3 separate regions of the Homo sapiens genome follow, and all the other regions are linked to region 3. Evidence: chromatin contacts called from ENCODE Hi-C or POLR2A ChIA-PET data. All regions are on one chromosome and are shown on one strand. Each heading gives the region's core, a stretch centred on a gene start or an enhancer-like site at or near the end of the contact. The rest is flanking DNA. Distances are from core to core; before and after follow the strand shown. Region 1 overlaps HADH (hydroxyacyl-CoA dehydrogenase). Region 2 overlaps LEF1 (lymphoid enhancer binding factor 1). Region 3 has its middle 190 kb from the start of RPL34-DT.

Region 1 (4,365 bases), core at 954-3,453, 400 kb before region 3:
TCTTCACAACTTTGAGACAAACTGTCACCCCCAGTTCACAGATGATGAAACAGATTCAGAGTGACAGAAGGACCAAGAGAGTATTCAAGATTGAACCCAAATCTGTCTCTCCCAAAGCCATGCTCTTCCAGGTCACACCTGTGCCTTGATCTGTCTTTATGTCAGGATCTGTGCAGTGGGGCATCTGGGTTTGAATGTTTTTTTAAGTACTATGATTGTTGGATAAATTGTCATATGAGATAGAAATAAGGCCATGCTGCAAATTTTGAAAATGTACAGCTTGATAAATGGGGGCAAACATGATCCAGGGTAAGAAGGGGCAATTTGGTGACTTCACAAAAGATACCATTTAATGAAAATTTACTAGTTTTTTGTTTTTCTGTCTCCCAAAACAGGACACTCCTGGGTTTATTGTGAACCGCCTCCTGGTTCCATACCTCATGGAAGCAATCAGGCTGTATGAACGAGGTATCCTTCTGACCCAGGCCAGGAGCAGCAGACCTCAGCTCCTGGCGCCACTGTCTGGAATTCTCAGTGTCTCTAGGAGGGGTCGGGCCGTGCACAATGGAGGAAGCAGTGTCTGTTTTCTAGCTTTGTGAGCTCAGCTGCACCCTGAGCCCTGGTACCTTTTTCACTGTTTTCCCAGGGCCTCCTGGCTTCCCTGTGGGCCTCTGAGAAAGGTTTCTGGAACTCCCACCACCCCCACTACAGTCCCAGCCAGAGCAATTGCATGGCCGGCCCAGATTGATATCCTGGATCTCTGCTTTTGATTAAAAGGTTTACTGCTTTTAAAAATAATCATAATGTAAAAATCACTAGGCTAGGAGATCTTGAAAGTTCCTTAAGGTTCTAAAACTTGTGACTGACAGGTGATTAGAAATATGTGACAAGGCCGATATGTGGTAAGGACAGTTTTTAGTAGTCTGTCCTTACTGAGTGATGTCATGATGTACTTTTTGTAACCTTAAGAATGGTGTAAACAGTTTTCCTCAGTACTTGATTGACAAAGAATGCTTTTCTCTGCTGTAGAAATATCAGATTTGGGACAGGGTCCAGGCCTCTAAATTGATCTGCATTCTCCTGCCTGCTTTCCCTCCCTGGTTTCTGGAAAGGTAGCTCTCATGTCTGCTTCAAAGGCAAACAAGCCTTAATAGGACTGGATAAAAAGCAAGTGTAATTGTTTTCAATTACTTCATTCATAAATGCTCACTCCTGAGAGTGTCATTTTTTAAACAAAACATTTACACCAGCTCTTCCAGAGAGATGAAAGCACATTTGCTTCCTCAAAATCTGCTTTAAATATTAAAACTTTTCTCTATGGTTTATGGAAGCAATTGCCTCACTTTTGCTCCAAGATCAAACCAACAGTTCTGGTTTATCTATCAACAAATATGCCTAATTACACCTCAAAGAAAGCACAGAGCATTTTACCCTACCTTGAAAGGCAGTTGTATGTCTTTTTTTTTTTTTTAACAAAATGTAATGTTTTAGAATGTAGCATGTGAGAGATCCACCTTTTAATGGTGTTTTCCTCACTGTCCATTTGATGCATTCTCCAATGCACCAAGTATCAGATGGTAAGTTGAAAGCCCTCTTCTTGTCTGTGGTCCCTTTCTGCATAGGTGCATGCCCTTTAGCCCTCACCATCCCTGGCCGCCTGTGGGCTGAAGCTGGAAGAGCAGGACCTGGCCTCAGGACATGCTCTTAGCTTGCTCTGGGCATGGGCTTCAACAGCCTATCATTGCTGGTCCCTCTGCTTCTTTTTCCACCACCTTCTCAGAATCTGCTTCTGAAGTTGCTGGGTGTCCTGCCTGGGGTGGGTGCTGCTTCCCTACTGCACACTACAGTCACACCCTAGGCCTCTTACCATGTCCCCCCGCCCACCACCTGCTCCCTCCTCTCAGCCAACACAGAGGAGTGCTCAGAGCATGCCCACCGTGCCATCTCCGTTCATACAGTTCCACCTTGAAGCTTCAAGCATCTGGAGGCTCCTTCTCGTCTGCCACATCTGTTCATCACTTTTGATTCCTTCCTGTCATGCCTGTTCCACCTCTTCATCCCACCTTTTCCCCATCCCAGTCAGGCTGCCTTCATGAGGTTCCTTAGGTAGCAGAGTAATTCACGCTACTCATGTCTTTTCCTGACTGGTCCCCGCTACTGCACTTACTGAGAAAGTATCATATTGTCCAGGAAGTTGAGACACCGCCTACTGCATCTGCCCACACACCCCCTGCACAGCCTCGGCAGGAGCTCTGTGACTGTTTCTGAACTCATGCAAGGAGAAATTTTCTGTACCCCACTGTTGATACACCTGGGGTTCCAGGCACATGGTTTGGCCAATGCTGCCTTGAGTGGTGCAGGCTCTCTGGAAGGATGTGTGTGCTGTTGTAGGTCAGGCCTCCTGGATGACCGGGCCTCTGCCACTAACACTTCTTGCCAGTCCCCATGGGATCTCGTGGAGGCTCACGCCCTTTTGCTCTGCTGTTTGTCCACTCATTTTGGCTTCCATGTTGGGCCTTCTTTCCCAGTATCCCAGCTCCGTCCTCACTCTTCCTATTGCTCTTGTTCGTTCACACTGTGACTGAGGCCTGATGCATGCCCCAGTCACTGTCACTCCTGTGAGTCAGAGGGACAGAGGCTGGATAGGCTGTGTCTGACAGTGGACTGCTGCCCTTGCCAGGCACCCACTCCTAATGGCCAGTGTGGGCAGGATGGTGGGGCCAAATGGTCAGCTCTTCTCAGGAGGGCTCTGCTGGCAACAGGCCTGGGAGCACCATGAGCCTGCCCCCCAGTCACCATGTGACATCTTGCTCACATTGTCGCCCCTGCTCAAGACAGGCTCAGTGGTTCTCTGGTTTCCTGCCATCTACAAGCTCTGCCAGAGAGCCTTCCTTCTGGCCAACCTCTGCCCCTGCTGTTATCACCGCCAACTACTCCTGCCATTCCCACGTTGCCCCACCTGAGTGTCTGCAGAGCTCCCAGCTGGACATCATCTCTGTCATCACAACTCTTCTTGCTTTGGCTCTCCCTTGGGTCACTTGTCACTGTCTTCCCTGTGGCATGGCAGGTGTTTTCTTTCCCTTACTATACTCTCTTTTCTGGGGCACTCTGGCTCCTCCTCATCTTCATATGTCCCAAGGTGCTGTGTAGGGCGGGCACATAGGCAGCTGCTGATGAGTAAAAATGCTGTTTCTGAGTTGTTGCTAAGTGCCTCTGTTGTTCATGCTAAGAATGGTTGGCAGGTGGTGCTGCTGAGCCAGACAAAGAAGCAGATGTTGGGCAAGTCCCAGCCCCTCAGCTGTGCTGATCTGGAGTTCACTGAGGAAGCTTTCCTTTGCTGTCTTGTCTGGAGTTAGGGGCTCTTAACTGGAGGGAGGTAGGAGAGGGTGTCCAATGAACCTCCTAAAGTTGACGCAGAATTTGGGTTATATGTGCATTTTTTATGGAAAGGGTGTCTGATTGTCAGAAGTACTTGATTCTAAAGAAGTTTAAGAATTATTAGTTTAAAACATGATTCCACATCTAACTGTCACTTGGCACACCAATCTCTGTATTTTGTTTCTCTGTTTCTGAAAGTTTGCCTCTTTTGCTCTGCATTATTGAGAACACGATCTTTAGAGTTGGGCTGACTTTGTAGAGTTATTTAGATATTTTTCTATCATGTGCTGTATCTTCATATTATTTCTTGAAATAAAACAGTCCTCAAGTGAGTCTCTGAATATGGAATTACAGCGTTGCTTCTAGGGTTAATTGTCCTGTCCTTGAATATAGATTTCATTAAATGGCTTTAGCTGAGTTGCAACCATTATGCTGTCAGATTTCTGTCCCAGGGAGACTGCCAGTAACAAATGAACCAGTACATAAGCATGTTAGGTTGTGATGAGTAATTGTGGAGAAGAAGATAGTAAGGGGTGGCAAGAGTCTTGTCCTAGTGTCCTGGCCTTTTCTTTAGTGCAGGGAGTTGCTTTTTTTATATATGCAGGGAGGAGAAGAGGCTGTCAGAAGTATGACACCTGAGCAGAGGCCTGGAGGAAGTGAGAGACTGAGCTCCGAAGCTGTCTGAGGGCAGCACCTAGGCACAGGGAGCATATCCCAAGCCTGAGGAGCCTGTGAGGCCGGCACTTCCAGCATTCCAGGGCTCTACCAGCACAGAAGCTGCGGGGCTTCCTAATGAAATCCTCTGAGTAGAACCCACTTTTAAGCTTCATAGCCACACCCCAAATATGCTGTGTTCCTTCCCATTCCTGCCTCTGCATGTGCTGTTCTCTCTACCTAGAATGCCCTTCCTGGTCTGCTCATCTCAGGATTATCTTCACCTTCCAGGACCCAGGCATGGGGGTGGTTTTGGTGAAGCCCTGGCAGTGT
Region 2 (4,533 bases), core at 1,373-3,872, 330 kb before region 3:
ACATACCTATGAATGCTCTTTCCCACTCCCCGCCCTCAATTCCTGGGCCTATCTCCCCATGATGGCAAAAGGGCTGTTATTAGTTTTCCTTGCCCCTCCCCTTCCAGGGCTCTCTCTGGAGTTCCATAAATGGCATCAATCTGACTCTCTGGGGGCATGCCGGTGAACTGACAGCTAGGAGTTGGAGGTGTGCCTTTTCAGGTATCCTCCAAACTGCCAGAGGACAATTAGGGAATGTGCAAGCCTCCTGGGAGTCCGCACTGTCTTCTAGGCTTGTTCTCAGCTGCCAGGTGAGAGATAGGCATGTGACACGGGAGCTGAAGAGAACGTGCAGACTCTAAAATCACAGGCATGAGCAAAAGTCTCTGTCATCAGGCCCAGTTAGTCTTCATCAATAACCTGGAAACGATACATATTTAACCCTCAGAGCTTAATACTATGGGTTTACGTTTTTCCTACATTTAAAAACACTGCTTTTTTTAAACTTAAAATTGCATGAAGAATCCACTTTTTTTTTTTTTTTTTGAGATGGAGTCTTGCTCTGTTGCCCAGGCTGGAGTGCAGTGGCACAATCTTGGCTCACCACAACCTCTGCCTCCCGGGTTCCAGCAATTCTCCTGCCTCAGCCTCCTGAGTAGCTGGGACTACAGACGTGTGCCACCACACCCGGCTAATTTTTGTATTTTTAGTAGAGACGGAGTTTCACTATGTTGGCCAGGCTGGTCTCGAACTCCTGACAGCAGGTGATCTGCCCGCCTCAGCCTCTCAAAGTGATGGGATTACAGGTGTGAGCCTCCACGCCCAGCCTGAACCCGCTTTTAATATCCACTCCTTAAGAAGACTACTAGGGTTCTAATGAAAAGGTTAAAAGCCACTCTTTGAATTTCAAAAATTGTTTTTACCTCAAACATCTCCATTTTCCCAAGTGTTTTCAAAATTAATTTTAATAATGTTTCAAATCATGAGTTGTACAGCTATGAATGAAAATTTTAAGTCTTCTATCTCGTTTCTCTATAGACCTGGTGAAATTCTTATGATAGAGCAATGGATATGATCCCATCTCTCCCAATTTAAGGTCTCTATCAAAGCTTTCATTAGCCTCCCATCACAGGATATGTGCAAAGTGACTCCTGGGCTTGAGATGAAATATTCATTTACCTTATAAAGAAAGGGGGGAAACTTCCACTTCAAAGTAATCAAGTGCAAAGCAGTTTATTAATGTAGAATTCCAGAGCTGAAGGAGCCTAAGCGTTCAATAAATTCTAACCACCCTCAGTCAGTCAATGACGAAAGTGATATTCAGACAAGTCAGGCAGCTGGGTCTGCAGTCGGGCTCCAAATGTTGCCACCCCGAATCCAGTGCCCCACCTGGGATACAAAGCTACTACCAGACCCAGTCACAAATGCTCAGAGGTGAGCCCAGATATGGCTCAGGGAGATCAACGGTCTGATCAGTCAATTTCACCTATCCAACTCAAAAAGTACTTAAGTAAATAAATGCCTACCATGTTAAGGTGCTATCCCAAGGAAGCATGACAAGGAGACAAAGATAAGTAAAATCTCATCACTATTCCCAAGAAACTTAGTATCTACTCAAGGAGGTAAGACATATATGCAAACACCTATAATGTGTAATGTTAAGAACAAAACCAGCCATTAGGAGATGAAACTCCAGGCAGGAGGTAATAAGGAAGGGAAGAAGACAGTAACAGCCTGGGTGTGCCGGGTGAAGGGGAAAGGCCAGGAGAAAGAGGCTTCCAGGTTTTCAAGATTGAGGCTGCCTTTACGGACTAGGATGGGGCAGGCAGGCAGGATGAGGAAAGATGATGGGCTTCATTTTCAGTGTCCAGTGGAAGCAAGCCAGCGACAATATGGTGCACTGATGTACACACATTAGGGTACTTTTGTTGTCGTTTCATGCAACACAAGTTATAAAGTGACTTGTATGAGGTCATCGGGCTGCAAAGTGGTAGAGCCAGCACTAGACTCTAAAGCTCAACTTCTGGTTCCGAGCCATCCCATAGCTCCAGAAGACTACCTATCCTGGATGAGTTGCAAAGATCAGTGGGAGAAATACAAATTATTTTTCCAAAACCCAGTCAAGTTGGTCAAAAATATGCAAGAAAAAGTGACATTACATGGTCATCTAAAAACACTCACCAATGAAGGGGAGTTTACACATATTTACATTCCTTTTCTACTTCTGTGAGTGCACAGAGAGAGGAAACCCATCTGCATGGAGGCGGACACAGGTTGAAAAATGGGTAGTGACAGAAGAATGAGAAAAAATCAGACAGCAGGTCAGATACAAGCATTGTCACCCAGAGTCCAACAGCTGGCTGGTCACTTGTGCATGATTGGAAAATACAAAAAAACCCCACATCTCACATGCCTCTTAAGATAAAAAGACTCATTGATCTTGCTCGAAAGGAGTGAGCCTTTAAACAATCCACTCTCTCTGCCCCTCATTATGACTTTTATTGGTTTTATTCTGCACGAATATATGGACCCATGCCTCGGAAGAAGAGCTGAGGTCAATGACCTTTGCAGGCAAACTTGATAGAATTTATAAGCAGAGAGACAGAGAAAGGTGTTTTTTTTTTTTTCTTTTTTTGGTAAAGATCACACAGATCTAGCAGCCTGACTTCTGGGAAAAATATGAAATTTCGTAGAAAGTCTACAAAGAGAAAAAAAGACCAGAAGTATATGCACTGAAATGTAAACCACAATATTAACTTGTGAGACTATAGGTAATTTTCGTCTCTTATGCTTTCCAAAATTTTTATCTAGAATATTGTGCATAATCCTTACAATCAGGGAAAAGGCTTATTTTATTTTTTTTAAAGGGAAATGGTGGTGCTACTTGAGCTGTCTTGTAAAAAAAAAAATTGTATACTTTGAAATTTATTTTGGATAGTCACTGAAGTCAGATGCATATAAATTTTCTAGCTTTTCATAAAGTTTCTCCCTATGTTGCTGTCAAGGAAGTAACTATCATCTTTTTGTCACTCTCTGAGAACATTTTAGCTCTTCTGAAGGACAGTAAAATAGGATGTTATGTCCTTTGACTATCATGGAGTCTAACAGTCCAATTTCACTCTTCACCCCCGCCCCCCAACATGCTGCTTCTCACTGCCATTTTCCCCGTTACTGATAAGAGAAAGAACAACAGACAGAAAACCTACTACAGGCACATAACTCAAAAGGACAATTACCACATGAAGATGCTTATACTGATCTTCTAGATGCTTACAGCTAGGAGATCCCCAGAAAGCACAGCTCTCACAATTCAATTCAGAGTCAGACATCCACAGTGCTAAAGCGGGCTAGAAAGGGACAGGTCTCCTGGGCAGGGACAGGGAAAAGCAAAGCAAGCTACAAAGTGAGGCTGGTCTTCGCTTTAATTCAAGAGAGAGATGCAAGTTTCGATGAGACCCAACCATCTATTCAATCACTCTGGAAAGTGTATAGTTACAAAGGACCTCAACCTTGATACACAGCTTTTAACAGTGTGCTTCGACTTTGAGGTTTCCTTTCCAGTTGCTCAGACTTTCCACATCAACCTTCAGGTGCTTTGCAAGAGATGACTGTTTTGTAACAAGCCTAACATTGTGCTGGTAATAAAAAAAGGTCTTAGATTATCATCATCTTATCTGCAATCAGTTTGTCATAGCACCTCTTTCTTACTTTCAGCTTCTTCTAGATTTGACTCACTCGTAGTATACCCTTTCTCCTTGCAACCTGACCTGGTTAAGAGATGCAGCGCTAATAATATTTTTCTGGACTTGATTTTTCCTATCCAACCTAAAGCATGACATAAAGATGCTGTTCTCCTTCTGTATGTATAAAATAAATTATATTAAAATGTGGGAGATGTCCAGTGGTCTTGGAACTGGGGATACTTCCATCAAAATAAGAGCAGCCACACTGTCAGGAGAAACATGCAAGTGCTGCAGTCCCACTTGTTCATCTCACCAGACTTTTCCATGTGGTAAACAGGATCACTCAAGAAACCAATACAAATCACTAACTTCTCAGTTTCTTTATTTATAAGATACACATGCACTGCGTTAGGATTAGCAGTTAAATATTAGGATAAAAAATAAACAGAAAACAAGCAAACGAGCTCTTCCTGTTGAGCTGCAAGTTTCTCTCTCCTCCTTCATACTCTTACCCTCTTAATTACATTAAAAAGATCTGGACTGAAGATCGTACAAATAGAGTTGACTTATGTGTGTATTTCATTTTGTATCTGCAACCAGGAATACAGGATTGGAACCAGACCAAGGATCAAATTCAATAGGTCTCTCCAGTGTCCCCAGCTTAGCATGCAAACTTTGATGTGCAAAAACTTAACATTTCTACCTAGGGATGTAGTTTTGATAACAAAGGAGCTTGGCAGACAAAGGGTAATTTGTTAAATCTGCTAGAAGCTACTTATCTGCTGTGGGCATGCAATCTTTAGGCATATTTCAGTTAGCCCCTGTGCAGAACTAATTAAATTGGAGGAAAGAAGAGAAATCCACTCCTTGT
Region 3 (4,276 bases), core at 718-3,217:
ATTTCTTTTAAGTTAGTGAGGACTTTCTGTGCTTTGAAGTAGTTTTTGGCTTTTTTGTTTTCCTTTAGGGTATGACAAACTATTACATTGTCTGGAGAATTGGGGACTGGATCAGAGAGGCAAAACAAGTGGAGCTCAGGGACATGATTTCTAAATAACAATTCTCATGTGAATGCTCCTACAATATTTCCCTTTTACTCATGTTTTTGTGTTGGTGTTTTTGTTGTGGTCTGGACTGGGGCAAAAAATGAAATAGTAGATCCAGATGTGAAATACATCTTTTGAAACTGATGTAGGGGTGTGTGTGGTGTGTGTGTGTGTAAAATCAAAGGGTACTTCTGTAGTTAAAAGCTCTGAGATAAGAAAAGAAAAGGTGAGGTGGAGGGAAAATATTTTACTACTGAACCCCATCCTTATGGATCTAACCGTCAAACAGCTTCTTTCTGAAAGTATATCTTCTCTATTACACAAATGATGACTTTGGCAGGTTTTCAGTTTTAAGATATTACATTGCAGATCTTAATTTCTCTGGTTTAAGAGTGTGTGATCATCCCCTGAAAGCAAGAACTTTGGAGTCAACAGATCTGAGCTCAGACCTGACATTAGCTATTGATCTTGAACAAGTCACTTTCCTTCCTGACTTTCAGTTTCTCCATAAAGCAGAAACAACAAAACCTACTTCCAGGGTAATTATGAGTATTCAATGAGACTATGTACATAGCACAGAGTGTGGGCCCTCTTGGAATGTTCCATGCCGTGTAAGTAGGTGAAAAGTGTCCTCTAGCCCATGCTGTGCCTAGAGAGCACCCAAAAGGCTGACTTGGCTACTGTCTCTGCCCTAGTGCGCAGTGGGGCCTGCTGCTGGGGAGGCTGCTGACCCTAAGCCGGACTTTATTGCAGCTTCCAGATTTAGCAGGACTTATTACTAAAGATCTCAACACCAAATCATCTATATCCTTATATAATACCCTGTATTCCATGGATATTTAACTTTTTAACATGTCAACTGACTGACTTGACCTAGTTGAGCAAGGTAGGCAGCCAATGCATAGTCTTCTACTAGACTGTAATCTCCATGGTGGCAGGCATTGCATGTGTTTTGCTCACTCCTCTATCTCCAGAACCTAGCACAGTTCCCCAAACCTGGTAGTGAGTCAATAAATATTTTGTTGAATGACTTAATTACAAAGTCCAGCCACAACCTAAGAAGATGGCTTGACTTGATGTTTTAAGGAGTTGCACTATGAAAGAATGGGGAGTTCTCTGGAAAATTCACTTCCGCTTTCTTTAACAGGATTCGAGAATAAGTCTCTTTTTTTAATTTTTTTTAATTTTTATATATATATATTTTTCATTATATTTTAAGTTCTAGGGTACATGTGCACAACGTGCAGGTTTGTTACATATGTGTACATGTGACATGTTGGTGTGCTGCAACCATTAACTCATCATTTACATTAGGTATATCTCCTAATGCTATCCCTCCTCCCTCCCCCCACCCCACAACAGGCCCCGGTGTGTGATGTTCCCCATCCTGTGTCCATGTGTTCTCATTGTTCAATTCCCACCTATGAGTGAGAACATGCAGTGTTGGCTTTACTGCTCCCAATATGACTGTTGCATTTTTTCCACCTAATGTAATTGGGTAGAATGGGGTTTCTATTTTCATTTTTGAGGCAAGATACAGATTGCAGCCTCATTAAATTTGTACCTTTCTTGCAAACCCAAACAACACTTCTTACTGCCTCCTGTTTACTAAGGATAAGAACAGTACAAGCAGACTTCAGATGAAACAAACTCTACAGTGGTCACCATCAGAGAACATTTAGTGAAATACTTAGTATGAAGGGATCAGTAGTGAGGAACACTGGGGACTCTTGGAACTTTTCTATGCTGCACAAGAGAACCACATCAGAGGGCACTGGCAAGAATTGATACGTTAAAAAAAAGTTCTCTACCTGCCAGGATGGGTGTAACTGAGTCAGAGGCCAGAAAAGCCGGAGGAAAAGGAAGGAAGCAGGGTGTGTTAGCCACATGACTAAAGTGATAGGGCATATGGTTCTTAAGCAGGAAAAGACGCGTAGGCTGGACAAAAATGTAAACATTGGTGGCGTGTGGAGTATTCAGGAGGGCTGGAAATAAAAAGCTTTGTGAGTCTGCTGAAAAGAAAGTGTGGCTTTGATGTGGAGCACATTTTCAACTGCAGCAGGGTTGCCATCTCTTGTGGTTGCCAAAATAATACTTAAACGAAAAATAGGAGGTTGTTCTTTGCTTAGGGGTGGCCTGTAGGAGGAAGAATCACAAGCATTTTCAAGTTGAAGAAGGCACCATTAAGACACTTCAATGGAACCAATAAGTCCAGTCAGTAGCCACCAAATTCTGCCAGGCCATTTTAGCAACTACCAGACCTCCAGTTTGATGACTGGCAGCCTCTGCAGCAGCAGATGCAGTTGAAGAGTCTGGGAGATGCCACTGTCCAGTTGAAACAAGGACTGCTGGGTGGACTTCCTTAAGCCACCCTTCCTTATCCTCAACCTGGATCTCATACTGGGTCTTCAAGCCTCAGAGGAAGGATGGATAGTCAGCCCTCTTAGAGCCAATTATCCCTTGGGGGAATATGGGAAGAAGCATGATTCTGCAGTTAGAAAGTACCTTGGCCAGTGGGAAGTTCTTTTAGGGCTCACTTCACATCTGCCTGAGCAGAAACACAGTCAGCCCTCCATCAGCCCTCCCAGTCCCTGGATCTGCATCTGGATTCAACCAACTGTGGATTGAAAATATTTGGGGGAATAAAAGCAATAAAAATTAACAATACACCAATAAAAAGTAATAGAAATAAAAAACAATACAGTATAACAACTATTTATGGAACATTTGTGTTGTATTAGGTATTATAAGTAATCTAGAGATGATTTAAAGTATGCAGGAGGAGGTATGTGCAAATACTATGCCATTTTATATGAGGTACTTGAGCATCTGCAGTTCTGAGTATTGGCAGGAGGTCCTGGAACCAATCCCCTACCAATACCAAGGGATACTGTATATTCAGGCCATATGAACAAGGGAAGAAAACCCAGCAGTGGGATTCACGGAGCATGATTGTTACTGCAGCTCACTTACTAACTAGCTTTGTGACCTTGGACCAGTCATTAGACCCTCCTGCACCGCAGCCTCTACACTCAGAGGGTAGAACCAGATAATCATCCAGACCCTTTCATTTCAGAACACCATGGTTCTGTGATTTACAGGAAGATCATAAGCTAGGTTCCATTCTTGCTTCTCTGTATAAACTTGGGCAAGTTTTTATTCCACCCTGTCCCTCAGCTTTCCCATATGTAAAATTGAGTTACTCATACTAATTTTACAATATTTTGAAAACTCACAGATGAAAGATATTAGGCAAATGCTGGTTATCATCAAAGCCTTAAAGGCAATTTTAATAACTTAACTTTTCAATATTTCATTGGAGATTAGATATGAATCCCTGGTAATTTTCTTTTTTAATTATACTTTAAGTTTTAGGGTACATGTGCACAACGTGCAGGTTTGTTACATATGTATACATGTGCCATGTTGGTGGGCTGCACCCATTAACTCATCATTTAACATTAGATATATCTCCTAATGCCATCCCTCCCCCGTCCCCCCACCCCACAACAGGCCCCGGTGTGTGATGTTCCCCTTCCTGTGTCCATGTGTTCTCATTGTTCAATTCCCACCTATGAGTGAGAACATACGGTGTTTGGTTTTTTTGTCCTTGCAATAGTTTACTGAGAATGATGATTTCCAATTTCATCCATGTCCCTACAGAGGACATGAACTCATCCTTTTTTATGGCTGCATAGTATTCCATGGTGTATATGTGCCACATTTTCTTAATCCAGTCTATCATTGTTAGACATTTGGGTTGGTTCCAAGTCTTTGCTATTGTGAATAGTGCCGCAATAAACATACGTGTGCATGTGTCTTTATAGCAGCATGATTTATAATCCTTTGGGTATATACCCCGTAATGGGATGGCTGGGTCAAATGGTATTTCTAGTTCTAGATCCCTGAGGAATCGCCACACTGACTTCCACAATGGTTGAACTAGTTTACAGTCCCACCAACAGTGTAAAAGTGTTCCTATTTCTCCACATCCTCTCCAGCACCTGTTGTTTCCTGACTTTTTAATGATCACCATTCTAACTGGTGTGAGATGGTATCTCATTGTGGTTTTGATTTGCATTTCTCTGATGGCCAGTGATGATGAGCATTTTTTCATGTGTCTTTTGGC

Evidence for each region. A loop is a pair of places that touch in the nucleus more often than their neighbours do. ChIA-PET counts read pairs that join two places held with the same protein, here RNA polymerase II (POLR2A). Pooled maps may share reads with other maps.
Region 1: a pooled map shows a loop between it and region 3 (4-fold over the local background). The contact joins two enhancer-like sites. A Hi-C loop is called at or near these places in 1 of 168 maps with a recorded cell type or tissue (naive thymus-derived CD4-positive, alpha-beta T cell) and 9 of 50 pooled maps. POLR2A ChIA-PET finds 5 or more read pairs at or near these places in 3 of 52 experiments (IMR-90, activated CD4-positive, alpha-beta T cell and activated T-cell).
Region 2: a pooled map shows a loop between it and region 3 (5-fold over the local background). The contact joins two enhancer-like sites. A Hi-C loop is called at or near these places in 1 of 168 maps with a recorded cell type or tissue (naive thymus-derived CD4-positive, alpha-beta T cell) and 9 of 50 pooled maps. POLR2A ChIA-PET finds 5 or more read pairs at or near these places in 3 of 52 experiments (CD4-positive, alpha-beta memory T cell, activated naive CD4-positive, alpha-beta T cell and naive thymus-derived CD8-positive, alpha-beta T cell).

What each region holds. Positions count from the first base shown.
Region 1 is chr4:108,027,293-108,031,657 of GRCh38, forward strand. HADH (hydroxyacyl-CoA dehydrogenase) reads left to right here. Exons shown (of 8, transcript NM_005327.7): 6 at 396-468. Among named protein-coding and RNA genes, the nearest start is that of HADH, 40 kb to the left of the region's middle. Within about 2 kb of position 2,204, at least 2 of the 41 ENCODE cell types and tissues checked have a DNase peak (open chromatin) inside an H3K27ac peak, as active enhancers do.
Region 2 is chr4:108,104,674-108,109,206 of GRCh38, forward strand. All of the region lies in intron 3 of LEF1 (lymphoid enhancer binding factor 1), which reads right to left. Among named protein-coding and RNA genes, the nearest start is that of LEF1-AS1, 61 kb to the right of the region's middle. Within about 2 kb of position 2,623, at least 2 of the 41 ENCODE cell types and tissues checked have a DNase peak (open chromatin) inside an H3K27ac peak, as active enhancers do.
Region 3 is chr4:108,431,929-108,436,204 of GRCh38, forward strand. No RefSeq gene overlaps it. Among named protein-coding and RNA genes, the nearest start is that of RPL34-DT, 190 kb to the right of the region's middle. Within about 2 kb of position 1,968, at least 2 of the 41 ENCODE cell types and tissues checked have a DNase peak (open chromatin) inside an H3K27ac peak, as active enhancers do.